Regions from separate parts of the Homo sapiens genome. Here region 2 is linked to region 1. A link is an interaction called in ENCODE POLR2A ChIA-PET data of the cell type or tissue named here. Cell type or tissue: CD4-positive, alpha-beta T cell. All regions are shown on one strand. Each heading gives the region's core, and the rest is flanking DNA. Links, peaks and the distances in the headings are about the cores only. Region 1 overlaps SEC24B (SEC24 homolog B, COPII component). Region 2 overlaps MCUB (mitochondrial calcium uniporter dominant negative subunit beta).

What was found. Peaks named below come from ENCODE experiments on the same cell type or tissue, not always from the same donor. Only the 100,000 strongest peaks of a DNase experiment are listed, where the experiment ranks them.
Region 2: POLR2A ChIA-PET joins it to region 1 with 6 read pairs; 6 of 35 experiments call an interaction of 5 or more read pairs at or near these places.

The regions. Positions count from the first base shown.
Region 1 is chr4:109,539,835-109,556,322 of GRCh38, reverse strand. It overlaps SEC24B (SEC24 homolog B, COPII component), which reads right to left. Exons shown (of 24, transcript NM_006323.5): 24 at 15,427-16,488. It also overlaps the pseudogene SETP20 and the pseudogene CDC42P4. Among named protein-coding and RNA genes, the nearest start is that of MCUB, 12 kb to the left of the region's middle. RefSeq lists an enhancer at 7,507-7,566. In CD4-positive, alpha-beta T cell, for the core only: no CTCF peak of the experiment used is centred there; a DNase peak (open chromatin) is centred at 7,522.
Region 2 is chr4:109,666,941-109,674,940 of GRCh38, reverse strand. The region is part of intron 4 of MCUB (mitochondrial calcium uniporter dominant negative subunit beta); the gene reads right to left. It also overlaps a transcript of CASP6 not described here and the pseudogene HIGD1AP14. Among named protein-coding and RNA genes, the nearest start is that of CASP6, 33 kb to the left of the region's middle. In CD4-positive, alpha-beta T cell, for the core only: no CTCF peak of the experiment used is centred there; no DNase peak of the experiment used is centred there.

The DNA.
Region 1 (16,488 bases), core at 4,509-12,508:
GGCATTTACTATATTCTTTCCTAAAAGCACCCCAGATAGGGAACATGTTTTTTAAACTAGATTTAGGAAGTCGAATATGGAGTCAATCCGTCCTTCTCCTCTTAAGGACTGACCACTGGTTAATGAATTAAAAAAGAGAAAAGAAAAGAAAAGAAAAAAGACTAAAAAACAAACCCTACAAACACTCCTCCTCCAAAAAAGAAAAAAATAAAACCCCACTAAGATGTCCCAGATTACCCTCCAGAATGGACCCAGGGAGCAGCTTCAACAATTCCAATTAGTCTGTTACACAGTCATCACAAGCATGCCTTGCTTTTAAGTAAAAACAAAATTGTTTTTTGAAACAAAAACCAAAAATGAGTACTGATCACTTTTCTAACAATACACAATTACTCAGAATTAACTAGTATTGGGAGGGAGAAGTGGGCCATACCTCTAATCCCTGTCTCACATGGATGCATGTGGGTTGGTGCAGGGTATTTGTCATTATTGCATAAATGAATTTTAATTTTTAATCTTTTGTTTGATTTAAACATTGCTTTTAGTATGATGCCTACACCAGCTGTGCAGAAAGGGCTCTGGAGAGATGTTCATAGCAGCATAGGCTTCCAGCTCTTCTTCAGTTCTGGAGGCTCCAGGACAGCCAATATTGCTTTGTCAAATCCATTCTTTAGATCTTGCTGTGTGGGTACAGGACCGTCCATATACTTGACAGCCTTCAGGTTGTGGGCCGGCTTTTCAGCAGTCTCTGGAGTGATAGGCTTCTATTTGTTCTTGGTAATTTTCTCAATAATAGACCCTCTGAGATCAATTTGGGTTGTGACAAGCAAGAAAGGAGCCTTTGGACAGTGGTGAGTTATCTCAGGCCCTCACTTTTCTTTCATACTTTAAAATGAACATGGAGAGACCACTGAGAAACAGACTAGAAATATATCTGTGTAGATAACTCAGGAGTTATAGTCTGTCATAATCTTCTTGCCCTGCAGAATTAAAAGTCTAAGAGTATATGGCTCTGCACCAGTCCTAACTGTGAGTGCATAGTTGTCAAAAACAGTCTGTATCTATTAGGATGGAAATTTGTTGTGTAGGATATCAGGAGACATGTTTTACCAACAACTGCATTGACCACAACAATGCAACTAATTGTCTGCATTGCTGAAATAGTTTTGTATCCACTTTAAATATTTGAAATCTGATGTTGACCTCAGTTCTCCAGAAAAGAGTCTTATTAGGAAGGAGGGGAATGGAGAAGAGGGGGAGGAGATGTCCGTTTTGCAGCACAGAATCTGGCCACAAAGGTGGGATTAGCAAACTCCTGTGGGAGAAGCTCCGGACACTGCAGACAGAGCGGGTTTACCGGGGAGGCACTGTCCACAAAGTCGCTCGGCACACATAGATGTTTCGGGTGCACAACAAACTTTCCCACAGTATATAGGACTCTTGATGAGACAAAACGATTACTCAATGTGAGCTAGTTCATAAGTATTACTTATATGTCACAGCCTTTTCACATTCGAATCTCTGATCTCGCTTTTCAAAAAAAAAAAAACTTTGTAAACAGCTCTATTAAGGTATGATCTACATATCGTAACTTTCATTTATTAAAAGTTATTTTTGGCAAATTTACAGAGTTGTGCAACAGTCACCACAATCAATTAGAACATTTCCATCACTCTAGAAAGATTCCTCAGGCTCATTTGCCTCACTCTCCATTCTTACCTCCAGCCCCAGGCAACTACTAATCTACTTTCTGTCTCTCTAGGAAGCAAAGAGCAAGCTGAGCTGGAGATACATTTACTTTGGGTTTAGTGGGATATTTTTGTGTGGTTCATGGTCATTTCTATGTATTGTTAAGATATTGCTAGCCATGCCCACGTAGGAATGGCTTCCAGGAATACTCCTGTTATCCATTGGGCCTCCCACTTTGATAGAATTTTAATGGTAAATAGAGAAGGATATTCCTTTCCCTATTCTGTCTCCAGGTCCTGGACCTCCATTGCTAATAGAGTATTAAAGAACTCTGTACCCAAATGAGAGTACACATTATTTCAAACACATATGGATGATTCACAATGTAATGCCCACATGGTGGGCCTCAAAGGGAATCTCAAAAATGACCTTAAACTTGCTAACATATAAGCTATGTTCATGAAATTAAATATAAGAAATTGGAGTTTTCTGCCTGAGCAAGGAGACTGGTGGTCTGGTTCTTGGGCTTCCCTAGCAGCCTGGCCCCCAAATGCCAGTCTTCCCTCCTGTCTCGAAAGAAGACACCAAGACCACCTCCTGTTCTGAGACCAGAGGAGACTTCGGCCTCTGTAGGCTTGCCAAAGAAGGGCGAAAAAGAACAGCAAGAAGCAATTGAACACATTGATGAAATACAAAATGAAATAGACAGACTTAATGAACAAGACAATGAGGAGATTTTGAAAGTAGAACAGAAATATAACAAACTCCGCCAACCATTTTTTCAGAAGAGGTCAGAATTGATCTCTAAAATCCTAAATTTGGGGGTAACAACATTTGGCAATCATTTACAAGTGTCTGCACTGCTTGGGAAGGAAAACGAAGAGACATTGCATTATTTGACCAGAGTTGAAGTGACAGAATTTGAAGATATTAAATCAGGTTACAGAGTAGATTTTTATTTTGATGAAAATCCTTACTTTGAAAATAAAGTTCTCTCCAAAGAATTTCATCTGAATGAGAGTGGTAATCCATCTTCAAAATCCACTGAAATCAAATGGAAATCTGGAAAGGATGTGACGAAACGTTTAAGTCAAATGCAGAATAAAGCCAGCAGGAAGAGGCAGCATGAGGCACCAGAGAGCTTCTTGACCTGGTTTACTGACCATTCTGATGCAGGGGCCGATGACTTAGGAGAGGACATCAAAGATGATATTTGGCCAAACCCATTACAGTACTACTTGGTTCCCCATATGGATGATGAAGAAGGAGAAGATGATAATGAGGAGGAGGAGGAAGGATTAGAAGACACTGATGAAGAAGGGGATGAAGATGAAGGTGAAGAAGATGATGATGAAGGGGAGGAAGGAGAGAAGGATGAAAGAGATGACTAATAGAATACTGATGGATTCCAACCTTCCCCTTTTTAAATTTTCTCCAGTCCCTGGGAGCAAGTTGTAGTCTGTTTTATTTTGTTTTGTTTTTGCCTCCTGTGCTCAGTCGCCCTATTCTTGAGGTCTCTTTTCTCTACACTTAATTGGGGGAAATATCTTGAGCAGACTACATTGAGAAAAGAGTCTCTACCCCTTTCTGTTCGAAATTCATTTTTATCCCTTCCTGTCTGAATAAAAACTGTATGGAATCAACACCACCAAGTTCTGTGGGAAAAAAGAAAAACCTGCTCCCTTCGCTCTGCTGGAAGCTGGAGGGTGCTAGGCTCCTGCGTAGCAGTGCATAGAATTCTAGCTTCTTGCCTCCTTTCTCTGTATATTGGGCTCAGAAAGTACACTGTGTGTCTATGTGAATATGGACAGTTAGCACTGACCAACATGTATCTATTTTCTCTTGTTTAAAAAAAAGAAAAAAAAAACTTTTAAAAATGGGGTTGGCTGGGTGCAGTGGCTCACACCTGTAATCCCAGCACTTTGGGAGGCCGACGCGGGTGAATCACCTGAGGTCAGGAGTTCGAGACCACCCTGGCCAACATGGTGAAACCCCGTCTCTACTAAAAAAATACAAAAATTAGTTGGGCGTGGTGGCAGTCACCTGTGATCCCAGGTACTCGGGAGACTGAGGCAGGAGAATCGCTTGAACCCAGCAGGCGGAGGTTGCAGTGAGCTGAGATGCGGTTGGTTGCATTAACTTCTACTTCCTGCCAGTTAGCCCTTACTCTGCTTTTTTTTCCCTTTAGCATTTAATCATTACCTGACATATTACATACTTTTAAAATCTGTCTCCCCCAACTGGAATGTAAGCTCCATGACAGAAGGGACCTTGTCTGTTTTGTTCACTGCTCTATCACCAGCACCTAAGTAGTAGGTTCTCAAATATCTGCTGAATAAATTTAATAGATCAATAATAAAACAGGACTTTAAAACTACAACCGCCCTTAGGCTGGGCACAGTGGCTCACGCCTATAATCCTAGCACTTTGGGAGACCGAGGTGGGTGGATTGCCTGAGCTCAGGAGTTTGAGACCAGCCTGGGCAACATGGTGAAACCCCATCTATACTAAAATACAAAAAATTAGCCAGGCATGGTGGTGTGCACCTGTAATCCCAGCTACTCGGGAGGCTGAGACAGGAGAATCTCTTGAACCTGGGAGGCAGAGGTTGCAGTGAGCCGAGATCACTCCATTGCACTCCAGCCTGGGTGACAGAGCAAGAATCTGTCTCAAAAAAAACAAACAAACAAAAAAACAAACCCCAAAAAACTACAGCCACTTTTAAAAATAATAGAAACACACAAACTTGTGGTTAGTAGTACATGAGGATTTGCCAGACACTGTTCTAGGCTGATGGTAGAGTGATGAATAAAAACGATGAGTTTCTATATTCACAAACTATGTATTTGTCAAAGGACTAATATCCAGAATCTACAAAGAACTCAAACAAATCAGCAAGAAAAACACAAATAATCCCATCAAAAAGTGGGCAAAGGATGTGAATAGACAATTCTCAAAAGCTTATACAAACAGCCCACAAACATATCAAAAAATGCTCAACATCACTAATTATCAGGGAAATGCAAATTAAAACCACAATGAGATACCAACTTACTCCTGCAAGAATAGCCATAATTAAGAAGTGAAAAAACAATAGATGTTGGTGTAGATGTGGTGAAAAGAAAACACTTTTATACTGCTGGTGCTAATGTAAACTAGTCCAACCACTATGGAAAACAATATGAAGATTCCTTAAAGAATTAAAAGTAGATCTACCATTCAATCCAGCAATCCCAATCCCACTACTGTGTATCTACTCGAAGGAAAAGAATTCATTATATGAAAAAGACACGTGCACACACGTTTACAGAAGCACAATTTGCAACTGCAAAAATATGGAACAAACCTGAATGCCCATCACCCAAGTAAATAAAGAAAATGTGGTGTGTATATATATATACACACACCATGAAATACTACTCAGCCATAAAAAACAAAATAATGTCCTTTGTAGCAACTTAGATGGAGCTGGGGGCCATTATTCTAAGTGAAATAACTCCAGAATGGAAAACCAAATATAGTATGTTCTCGCTTATAAGCAGGGGCTAAGCTATGAGGATGCAAAGATGTAAGAATGATATAATGTACTTTGGGGATTCAGGTGTGGGGAAGGTTGGGTGGGGGTGAGGGATAAAAGACTACATAGTGGGGTCAGGCACGGTGGCTCATGCCTGTAGTCCCAGCACTTTGGGAGGCCGGGGCGGATGGATCGCTTGAGGCCAGGAGTTCAAGACTAGCCTGGCCAAAATGGCAAAACTCCATCTCTACTAAAAATACAAAAATTAGCCGGGCATGGTCGTGTGTGCCTGTAGTCGCAGTTACTCGGGTGGCTGAGGCATGAGAATCGCTTGAATCTGGGAGGCAGAGGTTGCAGTGAGCCAAGATTGGCCACTGCACTCCAGCCTGGGTGACAGAGCAAGACTCCAACTCAAAAAAAAAAAAAAAAAGAAAGAAAGACTACATATTAGGTACAGTGTATACTGCTTGGGTAATGGTGATGGGTGCATCAAAATCACAGAAATCACCACTGAAGGACTTATCCATGTAACCAAAACCACCTGTACCCCACAAAACTATTGAAATAAAAAAAAATTTAAAAAATTGACACTTAAGAACTTTTTTTTTTAAAGATGAGTTCTGTGTTCTTCCTTACACAGAACCTAGTGGGGAAGCTTGTTCACCTAGTGAACAAGTAATTAAGTAGAGTGACATAAAGGTTATAAGAGTAAAACTACAAGGGCTATGTGAACATACAGCAGGGAGACCCCACCTAAGCTAGTGGTAAGGGACAGGCTGGCATCAGTACACACTAATAACTGAAGGAGGAAGAGCAGCTAACCAGATAAAAAAGTAAAGATGAGTTCTTAGCAGGAGGAACAGCATGTTTACAGGCTCAGAGGCTTAAGAGGTCATAACCACTATTGTAATAAAGAGATAGGTCAAAAGCCTGAGAAAGTCTTTTTGGAATAAACCTGATAGCAAAAACAAACAAACAAAAAAAAACCCACAATTGTGACTTACTGGTGAGCATCGAGTTTTGAAGTCTGATGTTATGTACATGTAATGAACTAAGACTACTTGCTTCTTTCTGTATACCCATCTGTACTGGATGGTCTGAAGCAAAAAAGTGTAGTTAATACATCGATCACAGTAAAAGTGGAGGTAGCAGCAGCCCACATGATAATATTTTGGTTTTCCATGTCCAGTGTGGAATAATTGCAGTGAAGGTGGAAAGTGATAGGAGGGCAAAGGGCAGGCTCAATGTGGGAGTATTATTACTATTATTACTGTTGTGCTGTTATTTTGTTAAGACATTGACTGCCATTTATCAAGTATTTACTACAAGTAAGGTGCTGCACAAGAAACTTTACATACTCGTTCCATATAATTCTCACAAAACTCTTACCAAGGAACCATTATTCTCTAGTAGGGATATGAAAGCTCAGAGAAGTTTAGAAACTTACCCCAGGTAACACAGCTAACAGAGGAACTATAATTCAAATTTTGTTCTGTTTGGCTTGCAAACCCATATTCTTTCTATTACAGTCAGTCTAACATAATGTGACAGATCCAGTGCTAGAACTGAATTCTTTTTCACTATCAAATTTATTCCCACTATACCTCTCAGACTGTCTTCTAATTTCCCTTCAGCACAGTACGGAATGTTGGTTGGTTGGCATTCTTTACCTGGTGGGAGATGCAAATCTTACTTTTGAAGAGTTTGAATCATTAGTGATCCATTCTTTTATTAGGCTGCTATATTTCTTTAACTTTTAGTACTGAACATAGAAGTATTACGAGGCACTCTGGAAAAATCCTCTAGATTTTCGATATAGTCCTCCTTGCCCCATTATGTCACAGCAAATCAATTCCTCTTCATAATCAGGATGATTCTTCTTCTGGTTGTTGACAAAAGGAACCCAAAATGGCTAGGTAATACTCGTAACTTCCAATACAGTGGGAACATTGCTGTGTCCCTTTGAGAACTAAGCATCTCTCCTTTGTAAACTAAGACCCTAAAATTTGGGGACTATATTAAGGGAATGATTTCACTTTCAATTCTTGATTCTTAGACCTGTGTGTCTGGCTACAGGGGAAAAATGTTGGTTGCTTATTCAAAGCATATACTGTATCCTGTAGGATGATACTCCAACCATCACCATAACTGAGTCATCAGAAGAACATTCCACCTTTCTGCCAGGTCAGCTGCTTTTTGGGGTATGTAGTAGTCTGTTCCTGCATTGCTATAAAGAGCTACTTGAGACTGGGTAATTTAGACATAAAAGGCTTAACTGACTCACAATTCCACAGGCTGTACAGGAAGCATGACTGGGGAGGCCCCAGGAAATGTACAATCACGGCCAAAGGCAAAGGGGAAGCAGGCACGTCTTACATGACCAGAGAAGAAGGAAGAGAGATCAGGGGTAGGTGCTACACACTTTTAAACAATCTGATCTCATAAGAACTCAATATCACAAGAACAGCAAGGGGGAAATCTGCTCCCATGATCCAATCTAATCACCTCCCACCAGGCCCCTCCTCCAACCTTGGGGATTACAATTCGACATGAGATTTGGGCAGGGACACAAATCCAAACCACATCAGGGTGACAGGTTGTAGTAAGAGCAGTGAATTCCCATTAACACACTTCTTTTGCTATGAGTTCCTTGATCAGAAGCAATGTTGTGGAGGTCATATGGCAATGATGAAGGCATTCTGTAAGCCCACAGATGGTGGTGGTAGCAGAAACACTGCAAGCAGGGCAGGCAAATCCATATCCAGGTTGTTTGTCTATTCCATTGAGGACAAATGCTCCATGATCAAAGGGGTACAATGTAATCAACATATCAGGTGGCTACTAGTTTTCCCCAAGGAATGATGCCATATTGAGGAATCAAAGAAGGTCTCAGCTGACAATGCTTAGAAATAACAGTGGCAGTAGCCAGATCAGCCTTGGTGAAGGGACATCCATAATATTTAGCCCACACATAGCTTCTATCTTTACAAGTATGGCAACTTTGTACATGAACCATTGAGCAAATACTGGGGTGGCTACAGAAAGAGGCTGATATTCACAGGATGGGTCACCTTCTCCACCTGATTGAGATGGACAAATTTTGCTGCAGATGCCCTTTGGGGTGCATTGATATGGAACATAATTATCTCATTTGCTGTGTCCATTTCGTGACGTTCATTCAAATCCCTCTTCTCCAAACCTCCTTGTCACCAATTTTCTAATCCTGTTCCTACCAAGACCTTTGTCATCTAGTCATTTGCCATTGCCTATGAAGCTACATAGATCTACATCTTTTGAGATCTATATAGTCTAGACAAAGTGGCGATCAATGTACTGCTTGAAGTTTTGCCCACAAAGAGGATTTCTTTATTATTAGACTAATACTATAGCAGACCAGTTGATGCCAGCACTTTGTCTTAAATTCAGGTTTTAGTTTCTCCCTTAACTGATTATAGGAAAACATCCCCATGAGGCCATAAATGCGAATGCAGGGAAAGGAAGCCATGCAGCAGGAGCAGGTGTCATGAGTCAGAGCTGCCAGCTCGTGCAACTGACTTCAGGATCTGCTGAGCCTAATCCCTTATATACTAACGTTAAGCTGCCACTTAACGATAGATCGCTATTGTGCATGTTCACTTCTACTGCTTGGTTCACACTGGTCAGCATAGATCCCAAGGACATTTGACATCCTGTAGTAGACAGCTTAATAGCAATATAAGAGCTTCTCTCACAAAGGTAAGTTTTTTTTTTTGCTTTTTTTTTTTGTTTTTTTGCAGAAGAGGGTATGGCTCTGCTCTAAAACCCTAGAGAAGTCTGACTCTCCAGTTGAGGCTTGATGTGGCATTTGTATTTGCCGCAGACACTCCCAAGTTGGATCTGCTGGGTCAATAAAGCCCATGTGGCAAAGCAGTTTGCACTGAAGTCTGAGTTGATGTAGAGGCTTCTTTTGCTCTAACCACACCTCAGATTGGCAGCCTTACAGGTTACTTGGTAATGGAGTACAGTGACACACTGAAATGTTGTATACATAGCTTCCAAAAAAAAAAAAAAGCCACCAAGCACTGTGCCTCGCATTATAGAAGGTGGCACAGGGAGCAGCAATTTGTCTCCTACATTAGTGGGGATTTTGCAAGATGCTCCAGACCACTGAAACTCAACTTTGAGGTGGTATACTCCTGAATTTTCATAAGGTTTATTATCTACCTTCTGGCACCATTCTCATTCTATGTCAGATTTTCTTTCAATTTCTATCTAGTGTAGTATAGTATGTTTCTCCTCTTATCCAACTGAAACTGTCTTTATTTTTATTCACAGGTCTTCAATGCATTTTCTGTCTAGCTTGGAATAACATTGGTTCTGCTGGACACAGTGGCTCACACCTGTAATCTCAGTGCTTTGGGAGGCTGAGGTGGGAGGATCGCCTGAGCCCAGGAGTTCAGTACCAGCCTGGGCAACATAGCAATATCTTGTCTCTACCAAAAATAGCCAGGCATGGTAGTACATGCCTATAGTCCCAGCCGCTCAGGAGGCTGAAGCAGGAGGATCCCTTGAGCCCAGGAGTTTGAGGCTGCAGTGAGCTATGATCGATACCACTGCACTCTAGCCTAGCAAGACCCTGTCTCTAGGAAAAATTGGTTCAACAAACATTTACTAAATGCCTACTATATGTCAGGTATAGGGGGCACTATGACGAAGAGAACCTGGTTCCCATGTTTGAGGGAGAATGTCAATTGTAACACAGTCTGATGGGGGCTACAGTAGAGATGAGAATGTGTTATGGATACACACAGGAAGGAGTATTTAACCCAGATGAGACAGCCATCAGGAGAAGCTGCCAGGAGGTAATGATCCCTAGGCTGAATTCTGAAGGATAAGGAGGAGTAAGTGCTAAGAAAGCCAGGAAGGGAATGAAAGACAGTGTTTTCCAAGCAGTGGAGCAGCATTTGCAAAGCCTGGATGTGAACAAAGGACAGCCCCTGTAATGATGTACATTTACCTTCTTTTCCTTTCAAAGTTATTCTTCTGGTTCCTACTCATTCTCCACCCCAATTTTGTCCTCACTCCTTCCCAGATTATGACCCAAAAGAGTGCCATAAATGCTATGAAGACGATTTAGGTTCACTACATTTTTGGTAAAAACCTTTTGAAAGACCACTTTTTGCTTGTGAACACAGTACTCAGGGTCTTAGTTATTAAATAACTCAGCTTTAAGTTTTGACCTTTCTTGTTAAACATCTTATTCATCCATTTCTCCATTTACCTCTATTATTCCTAACTCTGCACATAATTACTTACTTACCAGCTTTTGATAACTAATAGGAGACAGGCTAGAGACACAGTATCTTCCACTCTATTAGAATTTTTCTGGTTCCATAGGAAGTGCATGTAATAGGCGTTTCCTATTGTTACTATGCAAGTCATTAGACCTAAGCCCCAAAGAAGCAGAATTTGAAAGAAATTGACTACAGGGGAAAAAGATCCATAAAAACTTTCATTAAGAATGGGAAAAAGTCCTCCTAACTGGTATAATGTTTTACAGATTTCCCAAGGGTCACTGTGAAATGACTCCACTATAAGAAAGGCTAATAAGCTTTTGCAGTTGTTCAATTAAATTTAAATGTGTCTCTGCCATGTATTCTGTCTTGGGAAGAGTACCTGGGGATATGTGAAGTGGGATAAGAAGTATAAAGAAAATCCAAAATACAATCCCTGCTCTAAAGCAAATTCCTAAGTAATAAAGACTTGAGAGGAATATATAGAAATTGCTTATTGTTTATTTTTAAAGAGAATGAGCTTAAACATATGATTTAATATTATAAAACAATATCCTATTAAGTTAAAAAGAAACCAGTTATAATACGGCAGTTGGCTTAATTTTATATAAAAGTTATTTAAATTAGCACATATTCACTGGCTACATCATCAAAATGTTATAAGCAATATAGAGGGGTAGGTTATGCATATTTATTTTTAGCAATGAAAGTATAATTATTTTTCTACCAAAAATATTTAAAACCCAGTTATAGAAAAATAGAAAAATATAGTGAAATATGCATACATACATCATTATATACAAATCAAATAATCTATAGCAATCTCAATGGCTATCAAGCTAAAATAATACATATCTGAAATGCAAAAATAGCAGAAAAACCATGAACACCTCCCAACAAGATAATACATTCATAAGAAAATGCTTGAGTACTGACCGTAGGATAGTTTCTGTCAGTTGTCTGACCTGCTGTGTGACAGTATCTGTATATACACTTTTGTGCATTCTTGCAAAATTACAAACCTTGTACAGGGACCAGGCATCTTATAAGTAGAATCCTAAGCAAACTCTAATAAAACACTGATTTTCATTTGTGGAAACAAATTTTAGTGGTCCTTTGTAATTCACTTATTAGTAAGTAATAACATTACTAGTAAGTACTTGTAAGTAATGCTGATTGGTCCAAAAGTAAAAATCCACAGAACTGTGCATTGTTTACTAAAGGAAACAAAAAATAATTAATTTTTGGATCTGCCCATGCCAAATCTGAAGGCAATGAATACATTAATAGCTTCTGTGTCCCCTGATTATGGCTACCTTCTCCACTTAAGCCAAGTACACATACACACTTCCTGCCCACTTGTTTTATATTACGTACTTACTTCTTATGGTTATTATAAGAATGCAGGCAGGAGGAGGATACCAATTTGCTGGTTGATACAGATCCTGTCTCTGAATTCAGAGGCAAAAGATGAATGAATTATGTAGTATCTTCTATTTTTGTTTTTCAGGTTTCATGTGCCAAACAGGGCTTGAGTGTTATTTTTTTTCTTTAAAAATTTGTATTTTTTTTTTTCTTTCAGACAGTCTTGCTCTGTCATCAAGGCTGGATTACAGTGGTGCAGTTGTAGCTCACTGCAGCCTCAAACTCCTGGGCTCAAGTAATCCTCTCACCTCAGCCTCCCAGGCAGCTAGGACTACAGGCACACACTACCACAACTGGCTAATTTTTTATTTTTTATGGAGATGGGGTCTTGCTGTGCCGCCCAGGCTGGTCTCAAACTCCTGGCCTCAAGAGATCCTCCCACCTGGACCTGCCAAAGTGTTGGGATTACAAGCGTGAGCCATCACACCCGGCTGAGTGTTTATTTTTTTCATAAATTGTCTTCTTTCAGTAATTTTTAGTTCTATCTAGATGATGTCTGCAATGTTATTTTCAACTTTGTTGTGAGTTTTCTTCTTTTCCTATGTCTTCAAAAGTATTTTAGTGAGAAGATACTTAGAAGAGGAGGGCTCACGGTTTCTTTAATATAACACTTTGCTAATATGTGCCTTTCCTAGCCTCACAAGTTGAATATGTAACAGTCAAATCCCCAAATAGCTATCAAATAGTATTTGCCACACACATATATACATATTAATGTATGAATACTTTTAATACATTAATGTATGCATTTTAATGTATCTCTGGCCAAGCCCCTAATCAGGTAGTGAATATGAATTGAGGTATCCAAAAAGCTCGCCCAGGAAATTCTGATCCCATCCCTACCAATAACACTAAGAACCACTACCTTTTTTTAGTTAGTTGAAAAAGCAGCTCACAGAATTCCTGACAAGCATACCCCTTCCTCTCACCCAACACTCCCTGCCTCACAAAGCAAATGGCCAAAGAGACTTGTCCCATAAGGAGGCAATGAGAATGGATTATCCACCTCCCATCAGGATTACTCTCGTCGTGCCTATATTTTGGTTTATGTCAGTCTCCACACACGCTAACTGAAACCTGGCTGTCTTGAGGATATTACCTTCCTCCAAACCTGTCAAAGGACGGCTGTGTTTGATCCTAAACCCCAGGCAGGCATCCCTCTACTCCTCTGTTGGCATCCAGATTCTTCTTCCTCCTTGCCTACCTCAGGTCCTCAGCATATCCCCTTGCCACTCCTCCTTATTGCAATCATTTACAGTCTCCGTGTCCCCAGCATTATTCCTGTCATTTTTTGGGGATAATTTTAATAATCAAATAGATGATCCATTTGAAATCCTGGGCTCTAAGTTCTCACCTCCCTACCTCTAGTTACCTTTAATAACATCTCAACCACTCATTCCCCCAGTCTTGTCATTATCTAAACTTCTCCCAAATCTCAATTCCAAGCTTTTCATATCCTAACCACTACATTTTATCTTTCCAACTCATTCTTTCTGACACCTATACTCTTAATAGCTTTTAACCTCAATGGGACCTCCAAACAACTAAGCCCGCTACCCATCTCTACCCATCACTATCCATCACCCATTTTGTGCTCTTGTAGCTTAAATGAGTCACTCCCTTGTATACATCCTAAATTCTCTTGCTCCTCCTCTGTTCCTTGTAGCCAACTGTGGTTAAATCCGACTTCCTACCAAGCACTGAACATAGCTAGAGGAAAGAGGTACAGTTATGCTTATTAGTTTCATTCTAAGTTCGACTCACAGCCCAAGATGGGTCCTCACAATCCTATTACATACCAGTAGTAAATTCAACATCTTACTCTCCTAGACTATTTTGCAAAACCTCTAACCCTCTTACACCCTTTCAGCTGATAATTCTGTTGCTTCTTTCACAGAGAAAAGAGCACTCGCAAAGTAAGTTCTACATTCATCTACCACAAAGTTCTCCTATTTGGACAGCTCTTGTTCCAGGTATCTATGTGGCTTTAGCTCTCTGCTCAACTCTCATCTTCTTAAAAGAGCCTTTCCTGCTCACTATCAAAAACAGTATTTTCCATCTCCTTTCCGAGCTTTATTTTTCTTCATAACATTCACTATACTTACATAGAATTATATATCACACTTACAAATTATATAAAATGATTTTTGCCTCTCCCCAGTCTTCTACGTTCTCACTTCAGAGTATAAGCTTTGTGGAAGTGAAGATTTTACTTTGTGCCTGGAACAATATCTGGCAAGCATTAAATGCTTACAAATATTTATTGAATGAGAGACAAAATATCCAGACAAAAGATTTTTGTCTTTTATAAAGAAGAATTATACTTTTTATGGTAAAATTGCAGTATTTAGTTGCCCTTAGAGTACTAAAGTTTCTCTCTCTTTTTTTTTGAGTTGAAGTCTGGCTCTTGCCCAGGCTGGAGTGCAGTGGTGCAATCTCGGCTCACTGCAACCTCTGCCTCCCAGGTTCAAGTGATTCTTCTGCCTCAGCCTCCCAAATAGGTGGGACTACAGGAAGGCACCACCATGCCTGGCTTAGTTTCTCTTACTGTTCAGATTCTCTCTTGCTAGAGGCAGCATGGTATAGGGACAAGTATGGTCCTGTGGGTGGGGGGTGGGGTGGGAGTAGGTTGTGGGTAGGGAGAACATTTGGATTTTTACTATTAGCATTGACACTAATTAGTAAGTAATGTCATTTAGGGTGAGTCATTTAACCTCTCATTTCCAGCAGGGAATGTGAGAGTACTTTTATTTTTATCCAAAGAAATGAGATCCATGAAAGCACAAAAACAGTAAAAATAACCCACTACACAGCAAGCCTTTTTCTTTTTTTTTCTTTTTTTTTTTGAGACAGGGCTTCACTCTATCTCCCAGACTGAGTGCGGTGGTGTGGTCAGAGCTCATTGCGACCTTGACCTCCTCGGCTCAGGATGTCCTTCCACCTTAGCCTCCTGAGTAGGTGGGACTACAGGTGCACACAATCCCTGGCTAATTTTTTTGTATTTTTGTAGAGACAGGGTTTCCCCCATGTTGCCCAGGCTGGTCTCGAACCTCTGGGCTCAAGCCATCCGCTTGCTTTGGTCCCTCAAAGTGCTAGGATTATAGGCATGAGCCATCATGCCTGGCAGAGTCTTTTTCCTTCCAAAGTTTGTTGATGGGGACTTTCATAGTGTACAGAATAAAATTATGTCCCATAATCTAATGGATCCTTAAGAGTTTTTTATAGTAAATAAGTTGTTAGTGAATGAGAGGTTTCTTGATCAGAAGAAAATCACTTTCAAAATTCAAGATGGCAATCTTAAAGTCAATTAAATAAATGGGATAGTGATATGTGTTACTAAAATTTTCTTGCTATAAGTGTGCAGGCAAAAATATCTAATGTAAATAAGAAAGACAATTTAAGATTATACTTACTAGTTAAGAATATTTTTGAAAGTAGCACCATTTGTTTTAGAATACAAACAGAATAAGTACTTGGTAATGTCCACAGACTAATGAAAGTGTATTGATTCATATATATTACTTTTTTTTTTTTTTTAAGATGGAGTCTCACTCTGTTGCCCAGGCTGGAGTGCAGTGGCGTGATCTTAGCTCACTGCAACCTCAGCCTCCAGGTTCAAGCGATTCTACTGCTTCAGCCTCCTGAGTAGCTGGGATTACAGGTGCCCGCCAGCACCCCTGGCTAATTTTGGTATTTTTAGCAGAGATGGGGTTTCATCATGTTGGTCAGGCAGGTCATGAACACCTGACCTCAAGTCATCTGCCCACCTTGGCCTCCCAAAGCGCTGGGATTACAGGCGTGAGCCACCGCGCCTGGCCTGATTCATATATATTACTAACTGAAATGCAGTATCACTGCACTTCCCCAATTAGTAAATTCAATACATCCTGTATGTAAAAAAACCCACCAATCCCCACAAAAAACCAATCAAACAAAAACCCCAAAAAATCACCAAACCATACTGTCAAGCGAAATAGTTTTAATTAGTAGGCTGATCATAAATAAATCTACATAAAAGATTTAACAGAATTACAAAGAGTTTTGTGTTCCTTTGTGGACTCAATTCATAATATGCATTAGTCAACCTCATTCTCTAACTGTGACAAAAAGAGTTGTCATCCAACAATGCAGCACAGTTTAAGCAATTCATATGCTATAGTTACATTTTTACATTTTCTTTACAAATGTAACATTTATGTACATTATATATAGATTTTTTTCTATAGTTCATGTACTGAAACTCTATTGTTTTTACAGAGAAAATGTTGAATTCATTTAATGAATAAGAAACATTCCTTGTTAAAAAGTAATTCATATAAACAAATAACACGGTACCAATGCCTTTTGGCATCTCTTGCCAGAGTTCAAGTCCAGAAATGTTATATTAATTATAAGAAAAAAGAATTTATCTAATTTTACATTATGACATATCATTCCACATAGCTACATAAATTTGCCAGCTTGCAATGAACAGAGCACTGTACTGCCATACTACTGGAAATGTGTAGAAACCAATTCAAAATATACTTGGTGAAACAGCATCATCGTTACCATTAATTTGAGTTGAAAAAGATCTGTCAAGTT
Region 2 (8,000 bases), core at 1-8,000, 120 kb before region 1:
CGTAAGTCATTAATCAAATCCGTTATAGGTAATTTGTTCAGTTCAATGTTTACAATTCTTATGTAAAAAATAAGCAACACACACATTTAAAAAGTGTTCATTTACCTTTGCATGAGTGCTTAAAATACATATTTCTATTTCAAGATGACATTTAAAAATTATTCTAATATATCAGCAGCAAAAATATAATTTGCAATTACAAAAAACTAAACTAGAATCCTTAAGTTATTCTCATGTTTACAATTGTGATTCTTTAATAAATACTAATATTATGCAGCTCTATTGTTTAAGCTTTCTGGATTTGGTTTAAACACATGCACATATATTGTCAATTGTGGGAAGCTTTACAAATTATATTCCATGCACTTTTTGGACAGAGTTCTAACAGAGTCAGCCAGTCCACAAAACACGCAGACAAAAGTTGAATTAACTGGGGCAAATAGGACTCTTATACAACATCCAAAATATGTGAGATTCTGCAGCAAACTGGGAGTACCTTCAGGATTGGCCTGTTATCTTCTTTAGAACTAAGTTCATCTTAAAAATTTAAGAAGGTGGACATTTCAACACCATCAAGTGCATTTAGGTGACATGTTTAAGTTAACTTGACTTCCTTGAATGACGGAGTTAGTAAACTAGTCACTAGTAATTCAGTCACCAGGCAAATCAAGCCTGCAAGAAAGGAAGCCAGTATTCAAAATGCCATGTTACCATCTAAACCCATACAAATTAGTTTATTTCCAACAATAATAGGTAACTTCAATAATGAGACGTCTAACTAAAGCAAGCTCCTCCAACAAGGCAGCATCTCTTCTTCTAAGGCTTAGGTTTTGCCCAGAATTCCCGATACATGGAATAGCCCATACCAACAGTCATTGCTCCTACAACAAAGCCTTGGGCTACCACACGCATGTGGATCAGATGAATGGACATTTTAGTATTTCCCCTGCTCTTCAGTTTGTGTAATCCATATGCAACAACTGCTGCAAAACCTGCTATTCCAATGGGTACGAATGGTGCCTCTTTAGCTTTTCGAATAAGTTTGGATCCCTGATATTCCTCATATGAAGGAAGAGAAACACCTGTGTCTGCTGACATAGTGATTGCTTGAAGAATCTCCCTAGAGCGAAAAAACCTCTCACCCGCCAACCGGCTTCTGATCTTTTCCTTTTCTTCAGAAGCTTATTTCTCATTTATGTGTCTTCCTTGTGAACTTAATTTTCATACCCCAAATTTTCAAATCCACATTTGCAATGTATTAGGAATATTTTAGTTAAATGGAGTTTAAATAACTTTTTTGAAAACTCCAAATTTGTAATTTTATAAATTTCATTTTCAGTTAATCCAGTATGATTCCTCTGCCATTGTTTTCCTTCTAACTATACCTGCTGTGTCCCTGTTTACTTTACACTGTGAGACTTGGCAAGTCTGATACAGTTTTCATAAGCTGAGGTTACAGGGAAACCTGGGCTCACTGACCTCCCATCTCCAGGGAGGCTTCTGCCCTAGGAGTTCAATCCCAACACACAGCCCTTCCAGCAGCAAGAGGGGTTTTCTAATGAGTGGGCAGGAGTGCGGAGGTTGTGCTTTATCCCACTTAGACCTAAGGCTTATGGTCCATGTGGTGGTTTGAGGGATGGGAAGGTCATATGGAGTAATGGGATGGCCTGTAAACATCTATTTCCACTTGTTTGTTCATAAATGCAACCCAAAGAACAGCAAGTGAAAGACCTTCCAGGGTGTTAGGAACTCACTGGACATGAAAGTTGTATAATATCTTAACAGGGATTTCCTCTTCCATATTTTCCAATTTCTGTCACCCTTCTCTCTTTGAAGTTAAATACTGCCCTGATGTTAAAAGAGAATTCAGAATGGAAGCAAGTTTGTAAGTGTTGAAATGAGTGATTCATTTTAATTTCTTTTTTCTTGTTTGTATTTGAAAATCCCGCATAATGTTCAAATATACAATTAAAATTTTAAAAAATTATTTTTGTTTGAGGGGTCCTCAGAGAAATGGCTGATAAAAGTGATGGGACATGATAGGTACAAGGTCAACCTGGATCATCTTTCTATATCAAAAAGTAAAAGTACTTACAAAAAAAGGGGGAGAGGGAGCAAGTCACAAAGACACAGGAGTCACTGGTGTTCAAACTGTACCAGATAATGGTTAGCTGGAGCTGCTTCAAGCTGGAGGACTTTTTTTAACAGAAATTTCTTATCTAAATTCCCTCCCTGTTGATGGCTCTTGCCTGATCTAGAATTTGGCTGCAAAGTGATGATTTTCCACCTCCAGAAACTCTCCCACATTTACCAGTAGATGCTCAGCACCTCACTGTAAGTAAGAGCCTTCTATTATTTGTTGATCTATTTCTTTTATCACCAATTTATTAAGGCATAGACTTATGAATTTCTTCCTCCTACCCTTAACAGTCTATAATTATAGCTTACTGGGAGAAGAAGCCTCAGGAGCCAATACTAGCCAGAATTCTTAAACTGTAATTGGTGAATTGCTGGACACTCAGTGTAAACTAGCATTGAAGGAAAAACTCCCACACTTTCATGAGTTTTATCTCCTGGAACCTTACCAGGTTCTCACAGTGAAGATCAGAGATCAGAGAAAAATACTCTCCCTGCTTTGGGCAGGAGGGAAGGAAAAATAACCATTCTGAAATAGCCCTGAGCACATGTCCTCCATAATAGGAAACTACTTTACCAGAGCCTTATCTGGCTTGGAGAAAGGGCAATTAGTCAACTACAGACCCCTCTAGCCTTACTGCCTCACACAGGAGAATAAAAGAGGCTAAGAAACTCTTGTAAATATTACATTTTAGAGACACAGGCCCAATTAAAAATATATATATATTTAATAATAAGATTATAGAATGATTCCTCTCCTCAATATCTTACCACTACATTAACAGGGCTCCAGTTTTATACAAGGCACAGATTCTATTTGAGAAAGAATTTATAGGGAAACCCCAAAACATCAGGAGAAACAAAAATAAGGACACTAGAGGAAAGCCTCTGATACCTACAGCTACAGCAAACATTAAACATCTAACTCCTAGCCACATAAAACCTCACACTAAAGACCTATTCAGCTCAGTTTCTATTGCCTGATACATCATGTCTAGCTTTCAGCAAAAAATTTAAAGACAAGCTAAAAGGCAAAGAAAAAAACAACAACAACCACAGTTTGAAGAGACAAAACAAGCATCAGAACCAGGCTCTGATATGGCAGAGATTTTGGAAGTATCAGAGTAGGATAGTAAAGCAACTATGATTAAAGGCTCTAATGGAAAAAGTGCACAATATGCAAGAACAGATGAGTAATGTAAATGGAGAGATAGAAACTTAGAAAGAACCAAAAGGAATTGCTAGAAATAAAAACCACTGTAACAGAAATGAAGAATGCCTTTGATGGGCTCATCAGTAGACTACACACTGGGGAGGAAAGAATCAGTCAGCTTGGGGGTATGCCAACAGAAACTTTCTCAAACTGAAGGTCAAAGAGAAAAAAGAATGGAAAAAAAACCTAACAAAATATCTAAGAACTGTGGGACAATTGCACAAGTGTAACTTAGGCATAATGGGACTACTAGAAGAAGAAAAAAGAGAGAAGGGAAAAGCAGCACTATTTGAACTAATAATGGCTGAGAACTGTCCAAAAGAATATTGCTAATGGCCAAAATGGTAATTTGAGATGAAAAAAGCTCTCTTTAAGAAAAAGTTAAGACTTCCAGTTTCCTGTCTGACATAAAAAAACTCCAAAGTTGTCAGTCCATCCTAACAATTAATAAATGGCTGAATACAATGAAAATCAACAACTTTTCTTAGATGCATAAGAAAACTAAGGTTAGAGGGAAAATTGCTGTCGCCAAAATTGAAAAGATAGATAAATACAGACAATGACAACTTAGCGAAGCAGAGACTCATGAGCAGAAATCTGCAAAGAATCAGTACCAGGGTAGGAAAACCTGAACTGTAACTGACAAATTGCTGGAGGCTCAGCGTGGACAACTCTTGAAATGTAAGCATTCCAGGGAGTCCCATAGGTGGGCGCATTCCCACACTTTTGTGAGTTTCACTTCTAGGAGCTCTACTAGATACAGTGAAAACTGAAGAAAAATCTCCTCCTCCTTACGGCAGCAGGAAAGGAAAAGTAGTGATTTTGAAATATGCCAGAGAATTCTGTTCTTTTTCTTTTTCTTTTTTTTTTTTGGAGACAGAGTCTCCTCGCTCTGTTGCCCAGGCTGGAGTGCAATGACATGATCTTGGCTCACTGCAGCTTCCGCCTTCCGGGTTCAAGCGATTCTCCTGCCTCAGCCTCCCGAGTACCTGTGATTACAGGCACCTGCCCCCATGCCCAGCTAATTTTTGTATTTTTAGTAGAGACAGGGTTTCACCATGTTGGCAGGCTGATCTCAAACTCCTGACCCAGTGATCCCCACTCCCTCAGCCTCTCAAAGTGCTGGGATTAAAGGCATGAACCACTGCGCCTGGCCAAATTCTGTTACTCTTAACAAGGACTGTCCACAAGGTAAATTATTTTCCCAGAGCCTAACCGATTGGGATTTCATTAGAGCTTAGTTAACCTAGGGGAAAAGAAAAACCCAACTTCAGCAACCTGTAACCATCCTATCCCACCTAAGGTGGTGGGGGGTGGGGGAAGGGCTGAGAAGCACTTGTGAAGTTCTAAGTCCAGGGGTACAGGCTCACTAAAAGACTGAGACCTAGTCCCCTTAATCATAGGACTACAGAACACTTCCCCTCCATACCTTACTTTATCACTATATTATAAAAGGCTTATTTACTGCAGTTCCCTTTATCCAGTATATCACATCCAGCTTTTAACATAAAATTACAAGACTTACTAAAAGGCAAAAAACACAGTTTGAACAGACAGAATAAGCATCAGAACGAGAGCCAGACATGGCAGGAACATTGGAATTATCGGACTAGCAACTTGAAATAACTACAAATAATATGCTAAGGAATCTACTAGAAAAAGTAGATAACATGCAAGAACAGATGGGTAATGTAAGAAGACAGATGGAAATTCTAAGAAAGAATCTAAATAAAATGCTAGAGATAAAGCATTGTAATGGAAAGGAAGAAGGCCTTTAATGGGCTTGTTAGTAGATGAAACATAGCTGAAGAAAGAATCTCTAAGCTTAAGGATATTTCATTAGAAACTTTCAAAACTGGTAAGCAAAGAGAAAAAAGACTGAAAAAAAAAAAACCAGAACAGAACATCTAAGAACTTTAGGACAGCCACAAAATGAATAACATGTATGTAATGAGAATACTAGAAGGAGAAGAAAGGAAAGAACAGAAGAATTATTTGATTAAGGACTGAGAACTCCCCCCAAACTAATGTCAGATAGCAAACCACAGATCCAGGAAGCTCAGAGAACACAAGCAGAACAAATGCCAAGAGAAAACTACACATACGTATATCATTTTCAAACTGCAGAAAATCAAAGATAAAGAAAATAATTCTTAAAGAAGCCAGGGAAGGGGGGAACCCTTAGCTATAGCAGAGAAAAAAAAAGAAATTAAACCTGACTTCTCTGAAATCATACAAGCAAGAAGTGGGATAAAATATTTAGCATTCCGAGAAAAAAACAAAGCAGCCTAAAATTTGGTACCCTGTGAAATTATTCTTCAAAAGTAAAGGAGAAACAAAGATATTTTCAAACAAAAATTGAGTGAATTTGTTGCTAGCAGGCCTGCCTTGCAAGAAATATTAAAAGAAGTTCTTCAGAGAAAAGCAAGATGATATAGGTTGGAAATTTAGCTCTACAGAAAGAAAGAGAATCAGAGAAGGAATAGTGGAGGTAAAATAAAAACCTTTATTTTTATTATTCTTAATTGATCTACTAGATAACAGTCGGTTCAAAAGAATAATGCTAACACTGGTTTTGACTATGTATGCTTAGTATACCTATGCTTATGAATCACTGAAATGAATGACAGCCGTGAGACAAGGGGCATGAGGGAGAAATCAGGATTATTTTGTTATTATAAGGTATTTGCACTAGCCGTGAAGCAATATAATGTTATTTGAAAGTGGACTTGCAATAGTTGTAAATGTATATTGCAAACTCTTAGGCAACCGCTAAAAAAAGAAGTATAAATAATATGCTGGAAAAGGAGAGAAAATGAAATATACAGAATGCTCAATTAAAAACCAAAAAAGGCAGAAAAAATGTGGAAGACAAAAACAGGAAAAAAAAAAACAGTGGCAACAAATAGAAAACAGTAGCAAATATGGTAGATATTATGTATATCAGTAATCAATTTGAATGTCAATGGCCTAAATGAACCAATCAAAAGATAGAGCTTGTCAGAGTGGGTCAAAAACCCAGATCCAACTATATATTGTCTATAAGAAACCCACTTTAAATATGAAGACATATATAGATGAAAAGCAAAGGGATGAAGAAAGATATACTATGCTAACACTAATAAAAAGAAAGCTGAAATAGCTATATTAATTTCAGACAAAACAGACATTAGAGCAAGGAAAGCTACCAGGAGTAAAGAGAGACATTACATAATAATAAAAGGCCAATTCTCCAAGAAGACAGAACAATGCTTAATGTGTATGCTCCTAACACAGCATCAAACTACATGAGGCAAAACAAAAACTAATAGAACTACAAGAAGAAATAGATGAATTCATGTTTACAGTTACAGACTTCAACATTCCTCTATTAGAAATGGACAGATCTGCCAAGCAGAAAATCACGGGGTATACAGTTGAACTCAATAGCACCACCAATCAACTGAGATAAACGTGACATCTATAGACTATCCAACAACAGCACAATACACATTCTCAAGTTCACAGGGAACATCTCATCAAGACAGATCACAATGAAGGCTATAAAACTCACATGAGTAAATGTAAAAAAAGAAAAATACAATGTATGCTTTCGGATCTCAGTGGAATTAAACTAAAAATCAATAACCCAAAGATAGCTGGAAAATCCCAAAATACTTAGATATTAAATAATGTACTTCTAACACATGGGTCAAAGAAGAAATCACAAGAAAAAAATTAAAATATTTTAAAATAAATGAAAATACAACTTATCAAAATTTATGGAAGGCAGTGAAAGCAATGCTCAGAGGGGAATCTATAGGATTGAATACATATAACAGGAAAGAATAAACATCTATAAGATCTGAACTTATACTTTAAGAAACTAGAGAAAGAGGAGCAAATGAAATGAAAAGCAAGCAGAAGAAAAGAGATAATAAATATAGTAGAATATTTATTATGTAGAGTATATAATATACTCTACATAATATATATTCTATTCTATATTATAAACATAGAGTAGAAACCAATGAAATTGAGAACAGGAAACCCACAGAGAAAAATCAATGATGTTAAAAGCTAGTTCTTTGGAAAAAATCAATTAAATTGATAAACTTCTAGCCAGGTTAATCAAGAAAAAAAGAGACAACAAGTTACTCATGGTAGAAATGAAATGAGAGGATTTAACTACAGATCCCATGGACATTAAAAGGAAAATAAAGAAATACTATGAACAACTCTATGCCCACAAATTCAATAACCTAGACAAAATAGATTAATTCTCTAAAAGGTACAATCTATCAAAACTCACACAAAAAGAAATACACAATCTACATAAGCCTATACCTATTAAGCAACTGAATCAATAATAAATTTCCAAAACAGAAAGCACCAGGTCCAGATGGATTTTCTTGGTGAATTCTACCAAACATCAAAGGAAGAAACTATATTAATTATCTACAATCTCTTTCAGAAGACAGAAGCAGAGGGAATACTTCCTAACTCATTCTATGAGGCCAGCATTACCTTAATACTAAAACCAGACAAAAACACTGTAAGAAAACAAAACCACAGACCAATATCTCTCGTGAATATAGACACAAAAATCCTCAGCAAAATAATAGCAAATAAAATACAACAATGTCTAAAAAGATTGCTACACCACAACTAA